3 separate regions of the Homo sapiens genome follow, and regions 1 and 2 are each linked to region 3. The links are chromatin contacts, found by Hi-C or POLR2A ChIA-PET in ENCODE. All regions are on one chromosome and are shown on one strand. Each heading gives the region's core, a stretch centred on a gene start or an enhancer-like site at or near the end of the contact. The rest is flanking DNA. Distances are from core to core; before and after follow the strand shown.

Region 1 (4,395 bases), core at 68-2,567, 800 kb after region 3:
ACCAACCCACCCCCTTTTCAGGGCCTTTTACTCTGTCCACCTGTAAATGTTCCTGTCTCTCACTCTGGGAACCCCAATTCGCCAGCGTCCTGTCCCCCCTCACCCCTCCATCGCTTTTCTATGCTGGGCCTCTGGAGACTGTCTCCTGCCTGCAACCCTGCCACCCCCCAGCCCCAGCCCCACTCCTGTGCCCTACATCACCTACCCCCAAAGGGATCCCCTCTCCTACCCGAGCATCTTACCCTGGCCTCAGCTTCCCCAAGTGGAGGCTGCAACGGCTTCAACAAAAACTGTCCTGTGCCTTCTCTGCACCCCCAATACTGGAATCAGCAGAGATCGGGCCGCCAGCCTTGCACAAGCCCCCCCGGGGAGGGTGGGGCCCGGGACCCTCTCCAGGACATGGTCTCCTTTGCTGTGTTCCCGCCATCATTTCCCTGTGCACGGGAGAGGGGGAGGGGTGCACCCAGGAACTAAGAGCGAATCCCTTCCCCATCCTCTCACAGGAATTCCTCTGGGTGTCACAGCCTCACCCCCGCCCACCCTGTCCCACCCTGGAGCCCCCATTTGGCTTTGGGGGGACCGGCGGCAGCTACTTGTGGATTACAAAATGAGGCCCTGGGAACATCAGCGGCAACAGGGTGGGGGGAGCGGCGAGGCAGTGTCCCTAGAGAGGTCCTGCCGTAGTCCTCCATTCCCCGGGTTGTGCCTAGGCTCCCAGAGGCACAACCAGAACCCGGGGTGCAGCTGGAGAGTGCCTCCCATCCGCCATCCCCTTTGGATGGGGCGGAAAACCCCCGAGGATGTCCTAGCGCAGTTCACGTTGCCCCAGCCGACCACGTGAGGGCGCGCCCTGTGTTAGTTTGGACAAATTAAAGCTCCTCTTGCGGGCAGGCCTGGAGCCCCCCGGGCCGGGACAAGGCTCGGGTGCCCGTGGCGTTCTCTGGGTTGCCGGCCGCCAAGCTCCCGGCCGTGGGGCCTCCTCTGGGGCCCGCGCTATTGGCCTCCAAACGAGGTGCCCCCCTCCTCTCGCGCTCCCGCAGCCTAGGGTGCACCTCTCCGTTCGCCTTTGCTGAGCCCTTCCAGGACGCAAGTCGCCTCTCCACTGCGCCGGGAGCTCAGGCCCTGTCCGGGGCGCCCCGCTGCGGGCGCGGCGGCGCTGGAGAGGCGCGGTCCGAGAAGCCAGCGGCCGGAGAAGGGGCTCCAAGAAGCACAAGTTGGCGCTGGCCCCGGACCAGGCTGTTGTTGTTCTCAACGTGGTCCGCCATGAAGCTATAAAAAGCCGAGAGAAGCGCCCTCCCGCCAGAGCGCAGCGCGCACGCCCAGCGAGTTCCAGAGGCGCCAGTGGAAGCTGCGGCGGCGGTGTCTCGCGTTCGGCGGGATTTCTCTTCGCTCCGGCTCGGCCTAGGTCTACGTCCCCAGCTCCAGCCGCCGGCTCGGACTCGGTCTCTGACCCCCAACTCGGTCCCCTAGTCCGGCCCCGGCTCCGGGCCCCCCAACCCTCGCTCCGGCCCGGCCCGGCCCCCACCCCAGCCCTGCCGCCCGGCCCCAGGCCCGGCCGCGGCCGCTCCCGCCTGGAGCCGCCGCGCGCCCCCAGCCCCCCTGCACCCCCTCGGCCCCTCGCCTTCCTCTTCCCGGCGCGGCCCCCCGGCTTCCGCGCGCCGCCCGCCACCAATCCTCTTGCTACCATGTCCGTGGAGCTCGAGGAGGCCCTGCCAGTGACGACCGCCGAGGGAATGGCCAAGAAGGTGACCAAGGCTGGCGGCTCGGCGGCGTTGTCCCCATCTAAGAAGAGGAAGAATAGCAAGAAGAAGAACCAGCCGGGCAAGTACAGCCAGCTGGTGGTGGAGACCATCCGTAGGCTGGGCGAGCGCAACGGCTCGTCGCTGGCCAAGATCTACACCGAGGCCAAGAAGGTTCCGTGGTTCGACCAGCAGAATGGGCGCACCTACCTCAAGTACTCGATCAAGGCGCTGGTGCAGAACGACACGCTTCTGCAGGTGAAGGGCACCGGCGCCAACGGTTCCTTCAAGCTCAACCGCAAGAAGCTGGAGGGCGGCGGGGAGCGGCGCGGAGCCCCGGCGGCCGCCACCGCCCCGGCCCCCACCGCGCACAAAGCGAAGAAGGCAGCCCCGGGCGCGGCCGGCTCCCGGCGCGCGGACAAGAAGCCCGCCAGGGGCCAGAAGCCGGAGCAGCGCTCGCACAAGAAGGGCGCTGGCGCCAAGAAGGACAAAGGCGGCAAGGCCAAGAAGACGGCGGCCGCCGGGGGCAAGAAGGTGAAGAAGGCGGCCAAGCCCAGCGTCCCCAAAGTGCCCAAGGGCCGCAAGTGAGCGTGTCGGCCGGTCAGAGCGGCCGGCGTGGGCTTTTCGGTGTTTTTGTTTTTCTACCCCAAGTGACGTAGATTTTGTACGGCTCACGCCGGCCGGGGCCGCGAGGCCTGGTCTGAGCCTCAGGGAGGGGCCCCGGGTCCTCTCAGTCTTTCCCCTCCCCCAACGATGTAGCGTTTTTCGTTGTTTGCTTTAGGTTTTTGAAACAGCCCCGGCGACGCCTCTATTGGCTCTCGGCCTTGGCAACGGCCGTCGTCATGGTTACTGGCCCCTAGGCGCCGATGGCCGAGGCCGCGCCTGCCCACCGGGCGGGGTCGCTGGTTGGCCGGGCCCAGGCGCGCGGGGACGCGGAGGCCGCGCATCCTTTCCCAGCTCCCCACCCTCCTTGCCTTTGGGTGCGCGACAAACAATCGCTCCGGGCTCAGGGCTGCGCGGCTCTTCCCTTCATTCCATGGGCCTTTTTTTGGGCACAATAAAGCGTTTAAACCTTTCAGCCTCTCTCGTTTAATCTGAGTGGAATAGGGATGGGCGCCTTCGGCACGCGGGGTTGGATGGCGGGCCCCTCGGGTCCTTATACCCCAGATCTGTTGGCCAGGGTAGGCCTGGAGCCAGGGGCCTTCAGCAAGGGGTGGGAATTGCTGGCTTGGGACGAACTTAAAGTACCTGGGACAGGGAGATAGACAGGATCGGTCCCTTAGGAGGGATGGATCTATCTGCCCCCACAGGGGGTCCATCGGCCATTGCGGGGAGCGGGATGGGGGAGGGGAGAGGAGGGGGGATTAATGGGTTTTCAGAGTTAATGGTCAGGGACCTAAACTTGGCCTCCAGAGAGGTAGTTCTTACAAAGTCACACCAGACTGGCCTGTAAACTTAGTCATTCTGACTCCAGCGAGGGTTAGAGTGAGATGTGACCAGGACGAAGTGTGGTGGCCAGAGAGTGGAGTTCCTGACCACAATCCAACGTGTGGTCTCAGAAGGGTATTTGCTGTCTCTGAGCCTATTGGTTAAGCTAGAGTGCAAACGGGACCCAAAGGATTGCTGGGAAAATTAGTAGGAGCAGAAGGATCTCCAGCCCTGGGACATTCTGGTATCCAGCATGTGGGATAGTTGTCTGTCCAGTTGGGCAATAGGTCAAGGTCTATTCTAACAGATGTCCCTAAAAATGGACAACTGCAAAACAGGCCCCCAAGGGCAGTGGAAACAGGGAAGCTTCTGAAACAGTGGATATATACTCATACCAGCGTGAGTGACTGGAGTTAGGTGAGAATGCAGGAGAGCTCGTTTTACCCTCTGTGTAAGAAATTGCAGAAACTACAGGTGGAGGCAGGACCTCCTGGCCATAGACTGGAGAGGAGGGAGCATTGCTGGAGAGGAGCCCAGGCCTGCTGCTACCCCTGATCTGGGCCTGGCAGACCTCTCTGCCGCCTGGGTGAGTTGCCACTCCATTCCCTCTGCAAATCTTCATAACCCATTGTGGCTTCCTCCCTGCTGCTTCCTGCCTCACTGAACTGCAGAGCCAGGTGCCAGTGGGAGTCCTACCTGCCCTGTCCTGGGCCAAGCTCTGAGGACACAGCAGTAGACAAAACCAGTCCAGGTGCCTGCCCTGCCCAAGCTCCCTGGCTAGTGTGGAGATGGTGAATGATGAGGGCAGAGGTACTATCATCAGGACACACATGGCTGTGGCTGTTTGGGGTCTGGGGGCCTGTGGGCACCTAGGAGGCAGGTAGGCCTAGGCTGGCAGCTCCACACCTGCTGCCAGATCATGTCCCAGTTGTCCAAATCTGAATCTCTGGGGCTAGGCCTGGGAATCAGCCTTCTGACCAGATCCCCAGGTGGTTCTGGGGTTCAGAGAGGGCTGAGGAGGGCTGCAGCAGGGGCCATGGGCACCAAGGCCTCAGACATTTGTCCTCTGTGGACACTGCTCCTTCCTGCCTGCCTGTTCAAGTGCTCCATGAACACTGAGTTTCATCCCTCCTTGAACCTTTCTCCCTAACCAAGGCCTCCACCTTGCTGACCATCTGTCCTTTGAGGCCATCTCATCATGTCCAAGTGCCAGCCCAGGCCTGTCCCA
Region 2 (4,437 bases), core at 1,168-3,667, 640 kb before region 3:
TAGAATCAGCAAGAGCAAGTGATCACTGAATGGGAGGAATGAGTGTGGTGAGGAAGGAGGGGGAGAGTAGGAATATGTTAAGGATGACTTAATGAGTTCCAAATTTATAGTCTTGAGGAATTCAGTGGGTAGTAGTGCTGCATATTGAGATGGAGAAGAAGGGAGGAGGGAATGTTGCAGGGATAATAACGATTTCAGCTTTGGATTAAAACATTTTGTGTTTCAAAGAATACTATCAAAAAAGTGAAAAGACAACAGAGAGAAAATATTTGCAAATAATATCTCCAACAAGGGATTTGTATCTAGAATATATAAAGAATGCTTACAACTCAATAATAAAAAGACAAATAAACCAATTAAAAAATAGTCAAATCATAAACATTTCTTCAAAGAAGATATATGAATAGAAAACAAGCACAATAAGAAAGATGCTTAACGGAATTGGTTATTAGGGAAATACAAATTAAAGCAACAATGAGATACCACTTAACAGCCACCAGGATAATAAAAAAAGAAGATAATAACAGTGTCAGCAAGAATGTGGAGAAATTAGAGCCCTCATATATTGCTAATGGGAATGTAAAATGGTGCCTGCACTTTGGAAAACAGTTTGGCAGTTTCTCAAATGTTAAACATAGAGCTACCATATGAGCCCACAATTTCGTTCCTCAGTATCTATCCAACAGAAATGAAAACATATGGCAACACAAAGACTTATAGACTAATGCTATGAACATAGGAACATTATTCATAATAACGTAAAAGTAAAACAACTCAAATGTCTATTAACTAACAAAAGGGTAAACAAAATTATTTGCAACAACAAATAAATGAAGTACTAATACAAGCTACAATAGGGATAATCCTCAAAAACATTACCCAAAGTGAAAGTCAGTCACAAAGACCACATATTATATATAAAATGTCCAGAAAAGGCAAGTGTATACAAACAGAAAGTAGATTAATGATTGCCTAGGGCTGGAAGGGGGAGGAGAAATGGGGGAGAACAGGGAGTGACTCCGAATGGTTTCAGGGTTTCCTTTTGGGGTAATGAAAATGTTTAAAATCAGGCAGGCTGGGCGCGGTGGCTCATACCTGTAATCCCAGCACTTTGGGAGGTCGAGGCGGCGGATCACTTGAGGTCAGGAGATCCAGACCATCCTGGCCAACATGGTGAAACCCCATCTCTACAAACAATACAAAAACTAGCGGCCGGGCGCGGTGGCTCACGCCTGTAATCCCAGCACTTTGAGAGGCCGGGTGGATCACGAGGTCAGGAGATCGAGACCACGGCGAAACCCCGTCTCTACTAAAAAAAAAATACAAAAAATTAGCCCGGCGCGGTGGCGGGCGCCTATAGTCCTAGCTACTCGGGAGGCTGAGGCAGAAGAATGGCGTGAACCCGGGAGGCGGAGCTTGCAGTGAGCCGAGATCGCGCCACTGCACTCCAGCCTGGGCGACAAGAGCGAGACTCCGTCTCAAAAAAAAAAAAAACAAAAACCTAGCTGGGCGTGGTGGCACGTGCCTGTGGTCCCAGCTACTCTGGAGGCAGAGGCATGAGAATCGCTTGAACCCGGGAGGTGGAGTTTGCAGTAAGCCGAGATGGCACCACTGCATTCCAGCCTGGGTGACAGAGCCAGACTGTCTCCAAAAGAAAAAAAAAAAGGCCGGGCGCGGCGGCTCACGCCTGTAATCCCAACACTTTGGGAGGCTGAGGCAGGCGGATCACGAGGTCAGGAGATCGAGACCAACCTGGCTAACACGGTGAAACCCCGCCTCTACTAAAAATACAAAAAAATTAGCCGGGCGTGGTGGCGGGCGCCTGTAGTCTCAGCTACTCGGGAGGCTGAGGCAGGAGAATCGCTTGAACCCGGGAGGTGGAGGTTGCAGTAAGCCGAGATCGCTCCACTGCACTCCAGCCTGGGCGACAGAACGAGACTCAGCCTCAAAAAAAAAAAAAAAAAAAAAAAAAAAAAAAAAAAAAAAAAAAAAAATTAAAATCAGATTATAGGGATGATTGCACAACTCGATAGATGTATTAAAAACTACTGCTTTGTACATTTTAAGCAGGTGAACTTTATGGTATGTAAGTTATATCTCACCAGAACTCTAAAAATCCAGCTTGGGATATATTAGTTTTCCTAAATATTCTTGAGTTCTCTTAACTCTGTTCTGCTGTCCTGGGAGTGAAGGCGTGTCTGAGCAGATTCTAGGGGATGTCAGAAACCTCAGCGTTCGTGAATGAAAGGTAGAAGAGCAGGAAGGGGAATAGATCTTTGTCAGAGCATCATTTTCTCCCTGTAGACTCGCCCAAAGTAAGACCACGCCTTCCCTAGTTTCCTAGCAACCGGTTTCCTACCCTGGCAATTCCTCAAGGCTCACTCTTTTTCGTCACTTCCGCTCGGCGACAGGAAGTGAGGTCAGACCGGTTGCTTTCCCGGGAGTTCGGCGTTTGCTGGGGCTGCAGCAGCTGAAGTGTAGTGTTTTCTTGGGACTGGCGGTCTGCACTTCTCTCCCGGGTTCCATCTCCCCCCGCCCGGTGGTGAGGCCCTCGAGGAGGGCTCGGACGGGTGTAGCGATCCGCGCTAGAGGAAGACGAGGCCCGGGAACGCATGTCCCCCAGGGCAGGTTAGGGGGCTGGAGGGGTCAAATCCCGGGGTACTTGTGGAGACTCTTTAGCGTGGCTTCTTCTCTCTGCTGAGACCCCGAGAGCTTTCCCAGTTCTCCTCCCAGGACCACCGGGGTTCCTGAAGATCGGGACTTTTCTGCGCCCCTCCACCAACAGCCCATCTCCTGTCTATGAAGAAAGACCCTTCGTAGAAACAACTTCCCCGCTGCTGACGCGTTTTCCCGTCCCGTCCCCGAAGTAGTCTACTATGACCTCGTTGTGAGCCTCTGAACGATTTTGACACTTTCCCGAGGCCTAGGGTAAATGTTTATGTGTGCTCAAGGTCGTGTGTGTATATGTGTGGCATTTATTTCCTGCAAAACCTGAGTTAGCAGAACCCTGGGGTACGTTTAGCTAGTGTATACTTTGGTCTGCTTTTCTTTAACATCTGTGGCAAGGTTTCTTGTTGCAGACCAGCGAAGTTTGCACCTTCTTTTAGCTGGGTGAGAGGGCACACTGGAATTAGGCAGGAAGTGTCCAGGAGTTAACTGAATTTTTAGATCTTAGTTTGACCTTTTCAGTTTTCAGTTTTTCTTTTTTTTTTTTTATTTTTTGAGACGGACGGAGTCTCGCTCTGTCACCCAGGCTGGAGTGCGGTGGCGGGATCTCCACTCACTGCAACCTCTGCGTCCTGGGTTCAAGCAATTCTGCGTCAGCCTCACGAGTAGCTGGGATTACAGGCACCCACTACCACGCCCGGCTAATTTTTGTATTTTTAGTAGAGACGGGATTTTAACCATGTTGGCCAGCCCCGTCTTGAGCTCCTGACCTCGTGATCCTCCCGCCTCGGCCTCCCGAAGTGCTGGGATTACAGGCGTGAGCCACCGCGCCCGGCCAGTTTTAAGCTTTTAATGTGTCTCTTTCTTATTTCCAAGAAACTACAGATTCTTGGACAAGAACTATGTCATATGGTAACTTTGTAATTCTCATAGCCCCAAGCACAGCACGGAACACATAGTAAAGGCTCATTAATATTTTAAATTTAAATATGAGAAAATAACACAAACTAACATTTTTGGCTTAAAGTTGAAGAGGCCTATCTAAATATAGTTCAGCTCCTGGAAATGGCGATGCGCAATAGCAGGGTATTTTTAGGTAAAATAACAAGGTCTTCTTGGAGAAAATAACATGGTCTTTTTAGATAAATGTGTGTGAAATTTAGAGGCTGCCCCAGAAGGCTAGGTACAGTGCTGTTAGTGGAAGAGAAGTATGCTGCATCTGTCTTTTTGGAAGAGACCAAATAATGGAATAATGGTGTTTCACAGCTTCTTTGTTTCTTGTCTTTTTTCTTCATTTGTTTTTATTTTAAACAGGTATTATATCCTAACCTTACTAAAGACCACAGAGGTGCTTGCCATTATGGGAAATCAGCTTGCTGGCATTGCTCCCTCCCAGATCCTTTCTGTAGAGAGTTATTTTTCAGATATTCATGACTTTGAATATGATAAAAGCCTGGGGAGTACTCGGTTTTTTAAAGTTGCTCGAGCCAAGCACCGAGAAGGCCTGGTCGTTGTGAAGGTTTTTGCAATTCAGGATCCCACATTGCCTTTAACCAGCTATAAACAAGAGCTGGAGGAACTGAAAATCAGGCTTAATTCTGCACAGAATTGTCTACCTTTCCAGAAAGCATCAGAAAAAGCATCTGAGAAAGCAGCTATGCTCTTTAGGCAGTATGTGCGAGACAATCTCTATGATCGCATCAGTACCCGTCCATTCTTGAATAACATTGAGAAGCGCTGGATTGCTTTCCAGATCCTGACAGCTGTGGA
Region 3 (4,400 bases), core at 1,675-4,174:
CTGTGAGAGCCACGTGACATTAAAAAAATCCCTTCAGTGAGGCCAGGCATGGTGGCTCACTCCTGTAATCCCAGCCCTTTGGGAGGCCAAGGCAGGTGGATCATGATGTCAAGAGATTGAGACCATCCTGGCCAACATGGTAAAACCCAGTCTCTACTAAAAATACAAAAATTAGCTGGGCGTGGTGACGCGTGCCTGTACTCCCAGCTACTCGAGAGGCTGACGCAGGAGAATTGCTTGAGCCCGGGAGGCAGAGGTTGCAGTGAGCCGAGATTGGGCCACTGCACTCCAGCCTGGCAACAGAGGGAGACTGCCTGAAACAAAAAAATCCCTTCAGTGCCTTGATCCTTCCAGATTCAGATCCAAGAGAGATGACATTTGTCCCTCACCAGAGACTGCACACCAAGATAAAGATTTCTTCTGGCCAGGCGTGGTGGCTCACGCCTGTAATCCCAGCAATTTGGGAGGCAGAGGTGGGTGAATCACCTGAGGTCAGGAATTTGAGACCAGCCTGGCCAACGTGTTCAAACCCCGTCTCTACTAAAAATACAAAAATGGCCCGGCATAGTGGCTCTCGCCTGTAATCCCAGCTACTCAGGAGGCTGAGGCAGGAGAATCGCTTGAACCTGGGAGGTGGAGGTTGCAGTGAGCCGAGATCGCGCCATTGCACTCCAGCCTGGGCAACAAGAGAGCAAAACTCCATCTCCAAAAAAAAAAGAAAAAAAGATTTCTTCTGTGTGCATGGCTCAGCTCTGTGGTCCACTAGCGTCCTTCTTCAATCCGTTTCCAATCTATGGAATCAGGAAAGACTGAACCAACCTAGATTAATATTTTAGTATAACATAATACAGTGTTATTTACTATGGCATTGACCGTATATGCCCTTTTGCTCCTTGGAGGAAAGACAATTAATAGCTATTATGTGAGTTAATAAAATAAGCCCAGGATTTCTGAGTATAACTAACCTGTTCCCATTGATTTTCCTTGTCTCCTGCAGGCAGAGAGCTGATCAAAACAGCAAAAGCAAAGCAGTGCCCCTGGCCCAGTTCTGAAGCCAACCTTCCTTAATCACCCAGACCCATCCCTGGTTAGGACTTGCTGTGGATTCTCACGTGACTCCATCTCAGGCTACAGGGACTGAGAGGGTGTATGCAACATCTCAGACCCAGAAACCGTTGATTCTGCCTAAAAACACAGCAATAACCACATCTCATCCTCTTGATTTAAATGAAAGGGTATGGGGGAATAAAAGATGAACCTTTTTTTTTCTTTGTCAGATCTTGCGCTCATTTGGTTCTGGTGGGGAACAACAGCTATAAGAGAACAAGTGTATTCAATTAGAATTAATTCCCCCTCTTATTCTCATAGCTGAGCAGGGCTCAAGTGCCTCTCATCTGAAAGAGGTAATAAGATTTAATCTGTCTCCTCATCTACCTTCTGCAAGTATACTTAACAAATTAGCTCTCGGGACTCTTCCAAATGGAGTTTTATGAGGAATTTGCTAAGGTAAACGTTTTAGACTTTGAACACAGTTCAGATTTCAGGGACAGTACTGAAATCTGAACTGTGTTGCTAACTGCCCTGCCTTTCAACTCAAGACACAATAACTTTGAACTAAAATAATTATATTTTTGTTGTTTTCCACTCTGTCCCCACGTCTATATCACCACAACCCCCAATCCCACCCCGCAGGAGCTAACTCCTCCTTCCTGTCCCCGCAAGATCAAAACTCCTCCTGCAAGCCCCGCTAGCTCTGTCTGCTCACCTTCGTGGCAGATATGCTATTGTACTTTTACACTCATTTGTGTGATAAATACTTCAATGTCCACTTCTTCCACGAGCCCCTGAGCCCCTGGAGGGCCTGGACAACACCGAGTTTTTCTCACCGTTACATCTCCGTTGTCAGGCACTTAATAAGTATTTGGTGAACGAATGGCTTGTTTGGTGACACTCCAAAGGCTGGGGGACAGAGGTAAAGCTCCCTCCTTTTGGGCCCCAGACGGGTGGCGCTGATGGAGAGAGGAGGCTAGGATAAGGCCTCCAGGACCGAAGCGCGCACCCGTAAGGCCCCTGCTAAAAAGACCTTCCTGAAGGCGGAGGAACTGCGAGTGCCTACGTTAGCCCAAGGCCTGACCTGACGATCCCAGGGACCCTCGCTCTAACTGGCCCCGCCTCCCGGGCCCCAAACCCGGACTCGGCCCCGCCCGAAGCTCCGGATCCTGGGGCCCGCCCCTGGCCCCGCGTCGGCAGACCGTGGGCTCGCTCCTGGACCTGCCTCAAACCCTCCGCAGGTAACGCCTCCCGAACTTGAGCCACATTCCGATCCCCTCCTCAAACCCCTCCCCGTTTCCCACACCCTGGACCCCTCGCTCCGTCTCGGCCCCGCCCCAAGCCCAGCTAGGTCTGGGCCCCTGAGCCCAGCCCCGACCGGCCTCCCAGTCCCTGGGTCCCTCCCGACACCGGCCCCTCCCTAAGCTCCGCCTCCCAGGGCCCGCCTCCTGAGCGCAGCCCGCAGCCTGGACTCCGCCCCGCCTCCCGGACCCTGGGCCCCTCCCCACGTGGGCCCGTCCTAAGCTCCGCCTCCCAGAGTCCGCGCACCGCCTGGCCATGTGCTAAGACATAGTCAACGCCCCGCCCCGGCCCCGCCTCCTGAGCCCTTCTCTGGGTCTGGCCTTAGCCCCGCCCTAGGACCTGTCTCCTGGGCTCTGCTCCGAGTCCCGCCTCCTGAACCCAATGGCGTTTATCCCCGCCCTAATGCCCGCCTCCAGGACTCTTATCCTGCCCTCACGCAAGGCACCGCCTCCAGGACGCCACCAACCTGGACGCTTCCGAAGCCCAGCTTCCAGGATCGCCCTATCCTGGCCCCGCCCCAGGACCCGCCAACCTGGAATCTACCCAGGACCTGCCCCAACGACGTTAATTCTGGCCCTACCCCAGGCCTCGCTCTCATGACGCTCATCCTGGCCCCACCCCAGGCCCCACCCTCCTAAGCTCATCTTGGCCCCGCCCTAGCGCCCGCCCCCAGGACGCTCCTCCTGACCCTACCCCTAGGCCCCGCCACCTCTCTGCCTCCGCGCACTACCCTGGGCCCGCCCCCTTTTCAGTCCAGGCCCGGCTTCCGCCCGGTCTCCTGGCAACGCTGCGGCCCCGCCCACGTCATGGCGCCTGAGGAGAACGCGGGTACCAAACTCTTGCTGCAGAGTTTCGAGCGCCGCTTCCTAGCGGCGCGCACACTGCGCTCCTTCCCCTGGCAGGTGGGCGGCGGGGCGAGCGGAGAGGCCTGCGGGGCTTGCGGAAGTCCAGGGGCAGACGGGATGGGTCTCCCTGCTGAAACCCCCGGCGCTCCTGCCACGTGAGTTCCTGGGCTCTCCCCGGTCAGGGCCACGAGACCCGGTCCCCGTCCCTGGGGCCTGGCCAGAGTCGCTCTCACCCCTCCTGCCCCGCGAGCTGGCGGCGGAAGCTGGGGGCGTCTCCACAGTCTTGGGGGGCAGACGCGCGCTCGGTGTGGGGTACAGTTCACGATCATTTTCATGACTTTTTAAAGGCAGTAATCGTTCTGGTCACTGGGACACAGCTGCCCTCGCCCATTCTAAAAAGTCAGCACCCTCAGGCCCGCGGGTAACCACCTCCTCCTGAGCACGGTGACCAGGTCAAAGGCTGTCCCTCGGGCCTCAGTGTTCTCATCTGTATGTCGAGCACTGCACAGAATCAGCTCATGCGCTGAGGCTTTCACTCCTGTGATGGAAGAGACAGAGAAGGGGGTGGCCTCTCCTCTCCCTGGGGACCTGCCATTCTCAGCACAGGCGCATGGCAGGCAGCAGCCTCCCTTCTGCCAGCAGAGGGGCTTAATGCACCCTGCTCCATTTGTAATTCATGTGCGGTGAGCTCACTGGGATGAGTCAGTTTGGATATATATTCCTCCCTGGGTCTGCCCCATTTTATGGGGTGTTGCTTAATCATTTGCGTTATTCCATTGACATGAAATATTTAGCACTCAGAGATCATTTCTGGTCAGGAGAAATTTGTGCATTTTTAACCCAAAATAGAAACCTTCATAAAAGCATCATAGGTCTCCATTCAGTATTGACTATAATTGTTCACATGCCCACGCTGAATGCTAACTTGGGCTCACCATCAACACCCACGAGGTGGGTACTATTATTATCACTCACATTTGACCAGAGGGATTGTTTGATTAGGGTGTAGTAGTTGAGAGTTCAGACCCAGGAGACAGCCTGCCTGCTTCAAATCCTGGCCCAACCCCTGGCCCTGTGTGACCTTGGGCAAGTGACTGCATCTCTCTGTGCTGTTGTTTTCTTATTAATAAAATGGTTGATATAATGATACCTACCTCTTAGGGTTGTTGTCAGCGTTGAGTACAAAAGCCTGTGGATCAGTGC

The links. Hi-C counts contacts between places; a loop is a spot of excess contacts on that map. ChIA-PET counts read pairs that join two places held with the same protein, here RNA polymerase II (POLR2A). Pooled maps may share reads with other maps.
Region 1: a loop to region 3 is called in a map of CD8-positive, alpha-beta T cell, with 13 times the contacts of the local background. The contact joins the promoter of H1-10-AS1 here to the promoter of LINC02021 in region 3. A Hi-C loop is called at or near these places in 1 of 168 maps with a recorded cell type or tissue (CD8-positive, alpha-beta T cell) and 6 of 50 pooled maps. POLR2A ChIA-PET finds 5 or more read pairs at or near these places in 1 of 52 experiments (MCF 10A).
Region 2: a map of ascending aorta shows a loop between it and region 3 (12-fold over the local background). The contact joins the promoter of PIK3R4 here to the promoter of LINC02021 in region 3. A Hi-C loop is called at or near these places in 6 of 168 maps with a recorded cell type or tissue (B cell, CD4-positive, alpha-beta T cell, CD4-positive, alpha-beta memory T cell and 2 more), 5 of 37 single-sample maps with no recorded cell type and 20 of 50 pooled maps. POLR2A ChIA-PET finds 5 or more read pairs at or near these places in 1 of 52 experiments (WTC11).

Annotation. Positions count from the first base shown.
Region 1 is chr3:129,313,193-129,317,587 of GRCh38, reverse strand. H1-10-AS1 (H1-10 antisense RNA 1) reads right to left here and starts at 1,317. Exons shown (of 5, transcript NR_026991.1): 1 at 243-1,317. H1-10 (H1.10 linker histone) reads left to right here and starts at 1,302. Exons shown (of 1, transcript NM_006026.4): 1 at 1,302-2,817. The coding sequence starts at 1,686. The coding sequence ends at 2,327. RefSeq lists silencers at 824-1,163, 1,964-2,093, 2,474-2,763.
Region 2 is chr3:130,744,809-130,749,245 of GRCh38, reverse strand. It overlaps PIK3R4 (phosphoinositide-3-kinase regulatory subunit 4), which reads left to right and starts at 2,417. Exons shown (of 20, transcript NM_014602.3): 1 at 2,417-2,928; 2 at 3,982-4,437. The coding sequence starts at 4,028. RefSeq lists a silencer at 1,393-1,442 and an enhancer at 2,677-2,736.
Region 3 is chr3:130,110,231-130,114,630 of GRCh38, reverse strand. LINC02021 (long intergenic non-protein coding RNA 2021) reads right to left here and starts at 2,924. Exons shown (of 3, transcript NR_146653.1): 1 at 2,819-2,924; 2 at 1,887-2,009. It overlaps LOC124909432 (a long non-coding RNA gene), which reads left to right. Exons shown (of 3, transcript XR_007096083.1): 3 at 998-1,271. It also overlaps the pseudogene FAM86HP. RefSeq lists silencers at 2,224-2,393, 2,464-2,513 and enhancers at 3,514-3,563, 3,664-3,853.